Linked DNA regions of Homo sapiens: region 1 is linked to region 2. A link is an interaction called in ENCODE POLR2A ChIA-PET data of the cell type or tissue named here. Cell type or tissue: PC-9. All regions are shown on one strand. Each heading gives the region's core, and the rest is flanking DNA. Links, peaks and the distances in the headings are about the cores only. Region 1 overlaps KDM4A (lysine demethylase 4A). Region 2 overlaps PTPRF (protein tyrosine phosphatase receptor type F).

Region 1 (7,394 bases), core at 932-5,931, 75 kb before region 2:
TAGGCCAGCACAGCAACATCAGCTGGGGGTAGATCATCTGTTCATCCACCCATTCACCAAACAGCTTTTAGGTGCCTACTACGTGCCGGGCCGAAAAAAAGGTATTACAAAATTACAAAAACACTGCACAGAGGGTTTCCAGTGAGCCTCACCTTTTCATAGAGGGTACCATTCACATCTGCACCATAGATTGGAGGATTGAATGTAAGATTTTTCCAGTATTTCCGCTCGAGCTCTTCAAACTCACTATAGCGTGGGGTACAGTACCTTTTTGAAAGTAAAAAGAAACATGTAAACCACTTACAGGGGTTTATTAGGCATTATGAACATTACAAGACATAATCCCCTATTCCAGTGACAGCAAGAATTTCAAATGAACAAGGCATAATCTTGGCCTTCAAGGCTCTAATACGTAGTCAGTCCCTCAACGTCCCTTCCATGAGCACTGGGCCTGAGGAAGCCTGAGGAAGGTAATGTACACACAGATGTAAACCGGTCTTCCTTAACAAGCACAACATCCTCAACTCTCTGAAGAGACTCTACTTAAACTACACCTTGCTAGATTCAGGTGGCCACCCAGGGAGAAAATGGGCTTACAGACCAAGACCCAAGGTCCCTACATATCCACAGACAACCAAAACCCAGCAGCATGTGAAGAGCTAAGGCTTTCCAACAGCATTCACCTCCCTGAACCAGCCAAAAGGAAGCTGCTCCAAGAGGGCTCATTTGTAAGTACCCCTGCTATATGCCCAAGCGCCCTACGCAGTGGCTGACACTCACCAAGTAATCACTCCTAAAAACAACAAATATTTTAGTAAAAATATAAAATAGCTCTAAAAATATAGATTTTTGCACATCCAATATTCCAATTAGGAAAATACGTACTCACATATACGCATATTTATATCTACCTATCTACATAAAGCCATAAAAATATCTACACTTTGGCCAGGGGTGTGGCTCACACCTGTTATCCCAGCACTTTGGGAGGCCTGGCGGGGGCGGATCACCTGAGGTCAGGAGTTCAAGACCAGCCTGGCCAACATGGTGAAACCTGGTCTCTACTAAAAATACAAAAATTAGAGGGGCGTGGTGGCACACGCCTGTAATCCCAGCTATTTAGGGTGGGGGCTGAGGCAGGAGAATTACTTAAACCCAGGAGGAGGAGTCTGCAGTGAGCTGAGCTAACTAACGCCACTGCACTCCAGCCTCGGCCATAGAGTAAAACTCTGTCTCAAAAAAAGAAAAGAAAACTATACCTTAAAAAAAACTATACAAGATCCTTGCTCTGCTGCCCAGCCTGGAGCACAGTGGTGTGATCATAGCTTACTGTAGCCTCGAACTCCTGGGCTCAAGCAATCCTCCTGCCCTAACCTCCCGAGTAGCCAGGACTGCAAGTGTACACCACCACATCTGGTGTTTTTATTTTTTGTAGAAATGAAGTCCTGCAATGTTGCCCAGGTTGGTCTCAAATTCCTGGCCTCCAGTGATCCTCCAACCTCGGCCTCCCAAAGTGATGGGATTATAGAAGTTAGCCAATGCACCCAGTCTAAAAATATCTATACTCTTTAGCTTAATACTGAAAATTTAATTAAAAAAAAAAAAACTTCTTTTAGATTCAAACTAGCCAAGTACAGTGGCTCATGCCTGTAATCCCAACACTTTGGGAGGCTGAGGCAGGAGGATCACTTGAGCCCAAGAGTTTGAGACCAGCAACATGGCAAAATCCTATTTCTACAAAAACTTTAAAAATTAGCAGAGCTGGCCAGCAGCAATGGCTCACGCCTGTAATCCCAGCACTTGGGAGGCCCAGGCAGGCGGATCACAAGGTCAGGAGATCAAGACCATCCTGTCTAACATGGTGAAACCCTGTATCTACAACAAATACAAAAAATTAGCCGGGTGGTGTGGCGGGCGCCTATAGTCCCAGCTACTTGGGAAGCTGAGGCAGGAGAATTGCTTGAACCCAGGAGGCGGAGATTGCAGTGAGCCTAAATAGCACCACTGCACTCTAGCCCGCGCCACAGAGTAAGACTCCATCTCAAAAAAAAAAAAAAAAAAATCTGACTAAGTAACTGCCTTACACTTTAATGTCAACCTAGGGAATAATAAATTTTAGAGACCTAACATTCTCTCTGAAATACAATTAACTCCCCTATTGTCAACTAATCTGTTTCATGAATTTAGGTTTTTAGGTTGGGCACGGTGGCTCATGCCTGTAATCCCAGCATTTGGGAGGCCAAGGCAGGCTGATCACTTGAGGCCAACAGTTCGAGACCAGCCTGACCAACATGGTGAAACCCCGTCTCTACTAAAAATACAAAAAAATTAGCCAGGCGTGGTGGTGGGCACCTGTAATCCCAGCTACATGGGAGGCTGAGGTAGGAGAATCGCTTAAACCTGGGAGGCAGAGATTGCAGTGAGTGAGATTGTGCCACTGCACTCCAGCCTGGGCAACACAGCGAGACTCTGTCTCAAAAAAAAAAAAAAAAAGTTATGTTTTTACTTTAAAGGTAATCTGCTATGTATTAGGACGAAAGGAATAGACATAGGGCTGGTTAATTTAAAAGGAAAACAAGTGTGCTAAAAGAAGAAAAAGCGAGACCAGCCTGGCCAATATGGTGAAACCCCATCTCTACTAAAAATACAAAAAAATTGGCCGGGCGTGGTGGCGGGCTCCCAGCTACTCGGGAGGCCGAGGAAGGAAAATCACTTGAACCTGGGAGGCGGAGGCTGCAATGAGCCAAGATTGTGCCACTGCACTCCAGCCTGGGTGACAGAGCGACACTCCATCTCAAAAAAAAAAAAAAAAAAGAAAAGAAAAAGCCTTAACAAAAAGGGAAAAAAGGCTGAGGAGACTGAAGCCCCTGGCTGAATTCCATGTGAGAAACAGAAGGCAGGTGAGTTTGCTCCTCATGTGTAGCAAAAATCAGACAATAAGGATGGCAGGAAGGATACAGCCTTTCACCTGCAGAGCCCCACATTTCTTCAACATGCCTTTATGTAAATTCTCTCATCGGTCAGCAGGTTGGCCAGCAAGGTAGATGTTTTAAGAGTTAAGGTTGGCCGGGCACGGTGGCTCACACCTGTAATCCCAGCCCTTTGGGAGGCCAAGGCGGGTGGATCACGAGGTCAAGAGATCGAGACCATCCTGGCCAACATGGTGAAACCCTGCCTCTGCTAAAAATACAAAAATTAGCTAGGTGTGGTGGTGGGCGCCTGTAATCCCAGCTGCTCAGGAGACTGAGGCAGGAGAATTGCTTGAACCCAGGAGGCGGAGGCTGCAGTGAGCCGAGATCACGCCACTGCACTCTAGCCTGGCGACAGAGCGAGATTCTGTCTCAAAAAAAAAAATAAATAAAAGGAGTTAAGGTGTCAGCCGGATGCAGTGGCTCATGCCTATAATCCCAGCACTTTGGGAGGCTGAGGCAGGAGGATCGCTTGAGCCCAGGAGTTCAAGACCAAACTGGGCAGCAAATAATAAAAAATATTAGCTGAGCGCGGTAGCACATGCCTATCTATACCTCCAGTTACTTGGGAGGCTGAGCAAGGAGGATCATTTTGAGCCTGGGCAGTCGAGGCTGCAGTAAGCCATGATTGCACCACTACACTCCAACTTGGGTGACAGTAGAGACGGTGAAACCCCGTCTCTACTAAAAATACAAAAATTAGCCAGGCGTGGTGGCAGGCGCCTGTATGTAATCCCAGCTACTCGGGAGGCTGAGACAGGAGAATTGCTTGAACCCGGGAGGTGGAGGTTGCAGTGAGCCGAGACTGCACCATTGCACTCCAGCCTGGGGAACGAGCGAGACTCCACCTCAAAAAAAAAAAAAGATGGAGTAGTCAGAGCTGAACAAGGAAACACAAAATTTATTCTCTGTGAATCTCAGGAAAAATGAGAACTAAACATTAAAAACAGCGGAGAAGGGCCAGGAGTGGTGGCTCTTGCCTGTAATCCCAGCACTTTGGGAGGCCAAGGCAGGAGGATCACTTGAGGTCAGGAGTTCAAGACCAGCCTGGCCAATGTGGCGAAACCCTGTCTCTACTGAAAATACAAAAAATAGCCAAGCATGGTGGCGCGTGCCTGTAGTCCCAGCTACTTGGGAGGCTGAGGCAGGAGAATCACGTGAACCTGGGAGACAGAGGTTGCAGTGAGCCAAGATCACTCCACTGCACTCCAGCCTGGGCAATAAAGTGAGACACCATCTCAAAAAAAAAAAAAAAAAAAAAAAAAACCAACAGCAGAGAAGAACTGAAAACAGGCCTACACAAAGAAAGATATCTCTAAAAGAGACAGGAATGTACAGAGAAAGAAGGAGTGACAGAAAATAGCAACCAGCTTGGTGGTTTACTCACACTGTTAATGTCAAAACAGAAATGAGCTAGCAGGCTGGATGGGCAGTGAGAAATTCCAGCACAATTAAACACAGAGCATCCCGAGAGAGAGGAAGTGGAACTAAAGCACTTTTGATGAGCAGGTGGTTGATAATACCCAGCAAAAGCTCCTTGTGCACCACATCCAACTTTCTCCTTGCAACTTTAGAGTCAGAAAATGATTCTACTTCTGATGGAAAAACAATGGGATTTGTTGTTATAAGAACAGGAACAGGTTTAGACTGGGACACAGTCCTGAGAGGAGGGAATGCTTCCATAAAAAAAGCAGAAAGGGAGACAGCTAGAACAGAGCCATCCTGCTGAAGACACTGTTCATCAGGACAGCAGCAGTCCTGGAGATGCTAGGAGGATGAGACACCAGGGTCCTAGGTGCTATGTCAGGTAAGAAAGGGTTTCCACTCACTTATCGCTATTGGCTATCTTGCGGAACTCTCGAACAGTCATGGCTTTCTTCTGTATGTTGTACTGAGTAAAGAGGCCAGACTGCCCCGTCACCAGCTGTTGAATGGGGGCAGGAATGACCAAATCATCAATGTCATCATAGGATGCTCGTGGCTTCCACTCTTTTGGAGGAACAACCTGAAGGGAACACAAGAAACAAAAAGACAGATGAGAAACCTGGCAAGCCAGTCAGAGTCCAGGAAGCATGTAGTTACCAGCCAACCTAACAGTCAATTTTACTAGACAGTTACTTTGATTTACCCACATTCACCAAAACACAGTAAGTCACAGGCATGCTAACCCTGATCCACTTTTGCCACCAACCAGCTGCCTAATTGCAGCAACCTAAGGTAAGTAATACTTGTTCCCAGCTTCAGTATCTTATTTGGACACCAAGAAAGGAGATTAAAGACTTGATTCTCTCTCAATCTCCTAGCCCAGGGCTCTCTTTAAAAAAATCACAAACACAACTTTACTTGATTTGGTCAACTCTATACTTGTACAGAATTTCCTTTTTTCACACACTAGATTACAGTTTAATTACAAAGAAGCATAACATTCTTAAAAATCTAATCTTGAGGCCGGGCACAGTGGCTCATGCCGGTAATCCCAGCACTTTGGGAGGCCGAGGCAGGTGGATCACCTGAGGTCAGAGTTTGAGATCAGCTTGGCCAACATGGTGAAACCCCATCTCTACTAAAAACACAAAAATTAGCCTGGTGTGGTGGCACTCAACTATAATCCCGGCTATTTGGGGGGCTGATGCAGGAGAATCGCTTGAACCCGGAGGCAGAGGTTGCAGTGAGCCAAGATTGCGCCATTGCACTCCAGCTGGGGTAACAAGAGCGAAACTCCATCTCAAAAAAAAACAAAAAAAATCTAATCTTGAATAGTTAAGTAAGATAGATCTGCTTTATGGAATACTATACAGCTTTTTTTTTTTTAATTAGAGAGTATTGTTTTACTTTATGTAACAAGGGAGAAAACAACACACACACACACACACACACACACACACACACACACTCACAAGCATCTGCATAAGGCAACACTGAAAGGACATATAAGAAAATACGGAAAGGGAGCAAGACTCTACATTAGCTACCTTCCAATAGCATTCTGTTTTTACTCACATAATCAAATTACCCATTCCAATAGTAATAAATTAACAAGACAGTCGACATGAGAAAAAAGAAGAATGAGTTGAATCCATAATTGACCTAGAGGGAGGAATATATGTTGTTAAAAAGGAAAAAAGAAAAAAAAAAAGAAAAAAGAATGAACGAACCAACACAGGAATGTATATGGCATGATGCCATTCTCTTTTAAAAACAAAACAAATAACACTATTTTATATGTGTGTATGTTTGTATGAGCAGAGAAAAAGGTGTGGAGGGAGCTAATACCACTTAAGGAGACGGCACTGGAGAAGGTGGATGAAGATCAGCCTTTTCTTTATCTGCGTTTGAAATATTTAACTTGTAATAACCGACATTTTTTTGGTAACTTTAAATCTAATAAAGTACAACCAAAAAAAGCAATGTGCTATGAAAAACTGCACTGCAGGCCCTGCTATTCCCGCCTGCTGTTATTAACCCAGCAGTAGCCGTATCTGCAGATAAGAAAGAGGATGTGGTCGTCTCAAGTCTCTGGAGGCACCAGGGTCCAAGACTGGTCCTCAGCTTTGTAGCCAATGTTCTTGCTTTCTCTTTTCATATTGAAAATGTAACAAGCACATATGGTAGGGAATTCAAACAACATAAAATGGTGTAAAAAATTTCCTCCTGGCTTAGACTGAGGTCCCTGCCTCTCAGTTTCCTGAGGATCTCTCCAGAAATGCAGTTCTTTCAGCTTCCAGCACTCAACCTGATTGTGACAGAATATATGAAAAGCTGATTTGACTCAGGAAAAATAACGAATCCAACTCACAGGAGAAAGAAGTACAAACCAGAAACCAATTTCAAATTACAAGGACCAGAATACTCATGTTGGCTGGCCAGTGCATTCTCTCCCCTTGAAGAAAGTCCACATGGGAAGCCAAATTGCTACTAGAGTGCTGGATGAGACTGAAATGAGAGCAAGAGAAGTCAGATGGCATAAGCACTCACTGGCAGTTCAATAACACCACAGCACCCAGCTCCACCAAGAGGGCTGAGGCACAACAGCAGCCAGGCCTGGAGACACTAGCTCTTTACCTCCCCCTTTCTGAAGATTCCAAGTAGCTCTCTTCCTACCTAAAAGCAGAGATGCTTCTGATGTTAACAACGGGAATTAACTTGCAAATAGAACCGCATTCACTAAAGTCATCACCCCACCCAACTTTCAGTAAAACACAGTTCCGGCCCAAATGTAGGAAAAAAATCTTACTGCTCTGCCCTAGGTAACAAAACCATTTGAACAATCCCAGCTCCTTACCTTGGCTAGCCCTGCCCGATGAGCTCCTTGGGATTCAATGTAGGCAATGTATCTACTGAAGTTTCGGAACTCTTCCATAGTTGGATAAAAGGTCATTATCCTAGCACTGGGATTCAGAGTTTCAGACTCAGAAGCCATTTTCC
Region 2 (7,394 bases), core at 769-5,768:
GGCTAGGCATAAGTGTGAGAGGTCAACAGTGGCCTTTAGGGTCACCTGCAACACCAAGCAAGGGCCTCAGGTCCAGAGGCTCCTGGGCACACCACCTTCACTCTCACAAGGACACTGGGCTTCAGCCACGCAGAAACGTTACTGAGACTGAGACATTTTCCATGTGAGGGAGGTCAGGGTATGTCTACAGAGGAAGGGTGGGGGAAACAGGCAAGGGACAACCTCCTTGTATTCCAAGTGCCAACAGGGACCCGCATCCTAGACCTGCCCAGACAGCCACCCCCATGCCAACAGCTGGAGTGGCTGGCATCTCACTGCAGCAGCCCCAACCATCCTCCACCCACTGCTGCAGGCACAGGGCCTCCAAAAAGGAACAGGCCTCACCCTGGACAGTCTATTGACAGAAGCAACAGCAGGGAAAGAAAAACTGGAGCTGGGAAAAATGCACTCAGGGTCTAATCTTAGGCTCCAACAATGCCAGTATATTACCGTTCCCTGTGCATCCTTAGTGCTGACATTTTATAGACAATTTCCAAAACAGGGCCCTGCCATTTCTGGATTATATTTCAGCTGTAACTTTTAAGTCTAATTATTTGCGCTGACAACCCCCTATAATAGGGCGGTGCGGCGCCCAGAGGCATCAGCATTCAGTAGAGTGACAGCCTAATCGCAGGGGGAGGCAGCCCCGCAATCTGCATTCACTCAGAGAAATTTCTCTGATGAAAATAACACAACATTAAGGAGGGGATGAGGGGCAGGATCCACTGTATCAAGATAAAATAACTCTTTAATAAATAACCTTGTGGCTGCCGCAGAGCAGTAATTAAATGCCGGCAAACCCGGCACACAGTTTTAAGTAAAGCTGGAAAAATGTAAGATGCAATTATCAGCACCAAACAAATTACCAGCCCGGCAAATCCCCCTGGAATATTTAGAAACTCATGTCTGCCTTCCCGCTAAATATTTGTCCATGTGCTTATTTTTGGTGGGACCATAGGGTGGGGTGGGGGAAGGGAGGGGACGAGGGACCAGGAGGGTAGAGGAAGGGGCATGGAAGGAGCCACTCTGGGCTGGGCTGTCTCTGCTGATGACTGTTTTCTGGACGCCCTCGCAGATCTGCCCGGTCAGCAAAATGGTGTAACAGAAATGCCCCAGTGCTCAGCTGTGCATATGGATGGATGCTCAGGGCTGATATCTGAGCCTAGGCTATAGCCCTCCTCTCGACCGGCTCCCTCACCCTCACAGAGGAAACTCAAGCCACGGAGGATGTGGCAGAGGGAACGAGGATGGCCTGGGTTTGCTCCCTGAGGCTCAGCCTGTCCTACACTGCTATCCTGAACCCCCAAAACCCAATGGACAGGTGAGTCTCCTCTGACCACACAGACCATGTGATACATGAATGACCACTAGCCCCTGCTGCCAACCCCAGCATCAGTGGTGGGGGTCTGGCTCCAAGGGTGGGGCGGAAAACCAAGCCCCAAACAGACCTGCTCTGGAATGGGCTCAAGGACAGTCTCCAGGAAACCCTTCCTAACCTGTGGCTGAGTCAGGGGCCACTTCCAGGCTCCCATATGGATCCTGCTAAGTTGCAGCTGACCGTTCAGTTACTCCAGGTAGAAGCAACTTGAGTCTGAATGCAAAGCATCAAGCTAAGGAATGTCAGTTAGCTGGCTGGTGGGCTAAATTCCACCCTCAAACAGACACGGGAGCTAGCTGGGAAGCTTGGGCAGAGGGGCCTGGGGCAGGTAGGAGGATCTTAATTTGGATCTGGCTGGAGAAGGAAAAGACAACCTTATGGGAGACTTCCTCAGGGTGCCAAGATGACGCTACTCACCCTGCGCCATGGACACCAAGCTCCCTGAGGCAGACCAGGGCTGACTGCCCCATTAAGCCCTGGTGGGGGACCTGAGGGCCTCAAGGACAGGGTACACACTGCAGGACTTTTGCCCTGTGCTGCAGGATACTGGGAGGACAGCCTGCTCTAGCCTCTCGCCTTAATGTTCCAGTAGTTTCGGCTGAGCCTGGGTCTCTAGGCGAGGAGGGCGGTGAAAGGTCCCACAGGTGCACACAAAGCGCTACAGGTCTTACACCTCTCTCTGACCACAGCCCCCCACAACCATTCCTGAGCACCGCCTGGATCAGACAGCTGGCCCGGCCTGGGTGCAAAGGTGGGGTACAGTTTCATGCCATGCAGCATGCCCACCCCACCACCCTTGCAGGGGAACCAGGCTAAGGGGACATGCAGACACGTGGTGCACCAGGGACCCAAGCAGCAGGAACATGCAGGTCAGGGGTCTGCCCACCCATCCCTGGTCCTGCCTGCCCGCCGGCCCAAACAACAGAGACTGGCAGGCAGGCACGGCGCAGTGAGCCTGAGGGAGCTGACCGAGCCCGCTGGGCCCTACTGACAGGCGTGTCCCATCGATGGGCGAACTGTAGATGGATAAGAAGTGAAAAGGACCAACCTTCTCGCTGATCTGAGAGATGAGAGTTTGGGTTGATGGCAGAGTGCGATGAAGATGAGGAGGGAATAAAAAAAAGACAAGGAGAAACACAGAGAGAGTAAAAACAGGCCAACCTTCATCTGCCCACACAGCACGGAGACGAGACGAGACTCCTGTGCCCCCTCGCACACACACATGCACACAGGTGCACACGAACCACATCACTCACAAAAGACTCAGGACTCATGGAGGACATGGTGGACAGGGCTGAGGCCCGCCAGCAGGCGCCAGGGAGGCCGAGGGTGGGGCCGGGGCAGGTGAAAATGGGGCACAGGCAGGCCCCCATGCCTCACACGCACCCCACAGCTCAGACAGACCCTGTGGACCGGGCTCTGGGGTCAAGGCCCACCCAGCCCACAAACCTGCCAAGGTACAGGAGCCACTAGAAGCCACCCCCACACACACCACCGGTGTAAGGAGCATGTCTGGGCACCTGTGGGGAAAAAGGCACTGTCCCTGTTTTAGACAGCTGTGGCCCGCAGCCAGGTCCCTAGAGAAAGGGGGAAGGCTGGTAGTCCTGGCACAGGTAGGCCAGGCTCTGAGGAGGGCAGGGCTCCACCCTGGCCCCAGCAGCTGTACACCCAGAGAGCTGTAGATGGAAGGAGAGAATGAGTCACTCAGGGAGAGTCAGGTGGTGAAGGAGAAAGGCTCTGGCCCACCCAGCATGCCTGGGCCTGCTAGACTGTGGGTGGAGCTGCAGGCAACTGTGAACAAAGTCAGATGTAACTGGATGACACATCCCCCCACAGTGCTATCCGAGAGGCTACTGACTAGTAGCCGAGTGCTAGCTGCAGAGGCTACTGACTAGCAAGTGCTTCCTGTGTGCCTGGCAATGTGCCTGGTGCTTCACGTGTACTGTCCCATTAAATGTAGCAGTCGCGTGGCCTCAGAGAGCGACACTGGGAGCCCTGAGAATTTGGGGGACAGAAGGGAGATGTGAGGTAGACACCGAAGCCAAGTCTGATGAGGAGACGAAGCCTTGCGGCCAGTGGACACAGGTGAAGAGAGTCAGATGGGTGGAGACAATGGCAGTGGGAAGCCATCAGTAATTTCCCCCAGGTGACACGTTGCAACGTTTGTTTTGACTGAGGGGTGCCACTGGCATCTAGTGAGCTAGAGATGCTGCTAAACACCCTCCAATGCACAGGATGGCCCCTCACAACTAAGAATCGTCCAGCCCAAAATGTCAACAGTGCTGCGGCTGAGAAGTTCAGGGCTAGAGCCCACATCAAGCCGTCTGAGGCTCAGGAGCCTGCTGTGGGAGGAAACCTCGAAGCCTCTCTGCTGGGAGATGGGACGGGGTGCAGGCCAGAAAGCAGGCTGGCACTGGGGACTCCTCCACGGCCATCCACCCACAAGCAGGGCTCAGGATGCAGAGCTGGTGGTCAGCCCAGTACAGGCTGTCCCCAGGCGCTGGGGCTGAAGGGCCCCTAGTACTGCTGAGGGCAGAAGGCAGGGGTTTTGCCAACCATGAGATGACGAGCAGTGGGGGCACCAGAGGCAAGGCACCCAGGGAGCAGGGCCTTTCAGGTGTGCCTAAGTCCTGTCAGTAGGACAGTAGGGCCTATGGGGCAGGTTGCTCTTGGCAAAGCAGGGTGGTGTAGATTCAATTAGGGTCTACATGAGGCAGGTCCTGGGGACAGAGCTTAGAAACGGTCCTGAGACATCAGGGCCTAGAGGAACGTCGTATGTGTGTGTGAGAGAGACAACAGAAGTCAGGTTTGGCTGTTTTGGAGTCCCTGGCAAGTGGGGCTGGAACTAAAGGAACCCCCGTATTTCCTACCAAAAGGCATGTGGGGATGGAGCCAGAAGGGTAGATTCAAGAAGAGCTGGTAGAGTTAGGGGTTGGGCCATGGCAAGAGCCAGTCAGGGCCCTGCCTGAGTCTACCATGTGTAAACAGGGAGCCCCACAGACAGGGATGCTCCAAGGGGCTGCACATAAGAGCTCCCTGGGCAGTGACTGAGCTGCCAGCTACAGCAGCTGAGCTCAGTCGATCTCCAAAGAGACCCACTGCTCTGCCTCCAGGGCTGGGGCCAGTGTAACAGTGACTTCAGAGAATGCTGCCTAGTCAAGAGGACAATGCGGGGGTCCATCCACCTCTGGGCCTTCTTCTGCCTCAGCACTGCCTCCTGTAGCTGTGCCCTGGGAAATGTGCCCATAGGCCACGCCCTTGCAGCTGGCTTGGGTTTACAGTGGCTCTACTGGGCCTCTCCTCTCCCTGGTGCAGCCACATGCAAAGGCTTTCTTGCTGAGGCCTGGAACTGCCACTCTCGACCCTACAGTCTTGTGAGCAGAGCTCTAGAGAGCACAGCATTTGCGATAGTCAGGGTGGGAGGAGGCAGATCTTTGAGAAGGGTCATTCCAGCTGCTCCTCTGTTGGAGTGGACTCGCCAGCCCCAATGCCTGCCAGACACTCTGCCTGGGGCAGGGTGGGGCCAAGGCTGTGCCGCTTACAACTCCACTCCTCTAGGCCATTTGGGAAGTTTTCAGGCTCTTGTTCCTGAAGACAGACAAGCTGACCTGAGGCCTGAGCCTTGAGGAGTAAGACACCTGACAGTAAGCTAGGGGACCTCCCATCCCATGCCCCCAACTCTCATGAAGCATCTTTAATAGTCTCTGAAGCACAATTTGCCCACCACAAATAGTTCCTCTGCAGCTCAACTGGTCACCGAATGGGCTGGCAGCCTGTGGCCTCTCCAGAACCACCCTCTCCCATGACAGACAGCAACTCCTTGATAAGTGTATTTTGGTTGACAGCCTTGACAGCCTAATTCTCTCTGCTCTGAGTAAGCAAGTCTGACCACATGGCCCCAAAGAGTCGGACAGGCCACCGCCATCACCCACCACGTGCACTGGGTGGAGAGTCAGACGACACCCCTCAGGAAGCCGCGCTAAGCACTTGGCGTGATGGAATCATCACTGCAAGGAGCCATGTCCGCTTTCCTTTACAATCCCCTGGGTGGAGACAGTTGTACTTTTTTTTTTTTTTTGAGATGGAGTCTTGCTCTTTCACCAAGCTGGAGTGCAGTGGCGCGACCTTGGCTCACTGCAACCTCTGGTTCAAGCGATTTTCCTACCTCAGCCTCCTGAGTAGCTGGGATTACAGGCACGCGCCACCACGCCCAGCTAATTTTTGTAGTTTTAGTAGAGACGGGGTTTCACCATGTTGGCCAGGATGGTCTCGATCTCCTGACCTCGTGATCTGCCTGCCTCAGCCTCCCAAAGTGCTGGGATTACAGGCGTGAGCCACCACACCCGGTCAACAGTTTAACTTTTAATGACATCCATCTGTACAAGAAGGCTAGGTGAGGGGACAGTATGAGGGTAGAAGGGGCTCTCAGGGCCCCTTCTGGGCACATGTATACCAGACCCAGTGTGTTCTCAGGAAAGGGCAAGGTGGCCAGCTTTAGTCACCCCTAGGCTGTGAGCATAGCAGAGATTGGAAACCCCAAAACAGTCCCCAGGTTCCTCTCTGCTGGGAACTTGGACTTCCAGAAAGCACACTGTCCACTCGCTCCCAGCAAAGAACATCTGGAACACACCAGGTGCTCACCCGAGGCAACATAACCACAGGGGCTCACAGCTGAACACAAGGGTTCCTCCAGGAAGGCTCCAGGAAGACCTGGCCAGAGGATAGGCTCACCTGGCCTGGTCCGTTCCTGAGGCCTTACTACCCCAAAGCCCAGAGCCATGGTGGTTCTGGAGCCCACCATGCTGCGGCAGGCAGGAGGATGTACTGAAGGAAAGCCAGGCCAGGTATGCATGCATTTACACACAGATAAGTGTGCCCGTGTGTGCACACACACATGCACATACACCAAGAAGTCGGATTGGATGGCTCCAAATTCCCATGGGGCTCCGGGCCCATGCGGCAAGACCTACAAAAGATACAAATGCTCCCAAGAGTGGCTGCTTCCCCATGGGCCTGCAAGGAAGGAAGGCGAAGTAGTGGCAGACGCCAGGAACTTGCCCAGTGGGAGCTGTTGCTGCTGCTGCAGAAAGAAGCAGGAAGGAGAAGAGACTGGGCCCATGGCAGTCCCTTGCGTGTCTGCACCAAGGGCTCTGGGCAGAGAGCCCGGCAGGTGCAGCACAGCTCTGTGGTGACAGGGGCCAGGCACTGCCTGAGTCCTTACCTCGCACATACAGGTTCGCAGGGGCTGAGTAACGTGTGCCTGCCGAGTTGGTCGCCACACACTCGTACTTGCCTTGGTCGGATTCCTCACTGCTCTCTATCTGCAAGGCACCTGTGGGTACACGAAGCGAGAGGTCAGGCACGGCCCATGTCGAGTGTGGCCTGGAACACGGTGAGAGGTCTCGACAGCATCTGTGGCTGATGTTGACCAGATGTCGAAGCTCATCCAGGCCACACCCTGGCACCCCTGCTGCTTCCAGGAAGCTCTCCCTGAAGAGCCCAGTGGCCTCCTGTCTAGAACCAACGGTTGTGCTTTGGAGCACAATCTCATGCTCCCCACAGTCCAGCAAGACCCACCTTTGCTCTGCCAGGGACTGTACCCCAACCCCCAGCTCCATTCAGTTTCTGCCACACTCTTGCCAGTACTGGAGCCTATTTCCCAATCAACATCCCTGTTAGTGTTCCTGGCCCCGCAGCCCCACTAAGCCAGTCAGAGCCAGGTGTGGGAGCAGCCTGCAGACTGGCGGGCCTGGGATTCACAAGCACGCCATGCCCTCATCAGGCTGGAGCTTGAGAATTTGCCGCCCACCAGGAAGGAATGGGTTTGCCCTGGGGGCCTGGTGCCCAGCAGCCTCTGCTCCCAGCACCATCTTCCCCTCCTACTCCACCCCCTCCCCGCCAGCCCCACCCATTCCAGCTCCACTCCTCAGCCCGGTCCTGCTAAAGTGCTTCGACCCACCACGGCTCCTGCATAATT

The links. Peaks named below come from ENCODE experiments on the same cell type or tissue, not always from the same donor. Only the 100,000 strongest peaks of a DNase experiment are listed, where the experiment ranks them.
Region 1: POLR2A ChIA-PET joins it to region 2 with 15 read pairs; 11 of 35 experiments call an interaction of 5 or more read pairs at or near these places.

Annotation. Positions count from the first base shown.
Region 1 is chr1:43,653,171-43,660,564 of GRCh38, reverse strand. It overlaps KDM4A (lysine demethylase 4A), which reads right to left. Exons shown (of 22, transcript NM_014663.3): 2 at 7,252-7,394; 3 at 4,799-4,974; 4 at 153-267. The coding sequence starts at 7,389. Among named protein-coding and RNA genes, the nearest start is that of KDM4A, 6.7 kb to the right of the region's middle. RefSeq lists enhancers at 1-106, 107-783 and a silencer at 1-107. In PC-9, for the core only: no CTCF peak of the experiment used is centred there; no DNase peak of the experiment used is centred there.
Region 2 is chr1:43,578,165-43,585,558 of GRCh38, reverse strand. PTPRF (protein tyrosine phosphatase receptor type F) reads right to left here. Exons shown (of 34, transcript NM_002840.5): 7 at 6,639-6,749. Among named protein-coding and RNA genes, the nearest start is that of PTPRF, 51 kb to the right of the region's middle. RefSeq lists enhancers at 3,045-3,314, 3,476-4,297. In PC-9, for the core only: no CTCF peak of the experiment used is centred there; a DNase peak (open chromatin) is centred at 3,158; H3K27ac peaks cover 1,286 bases.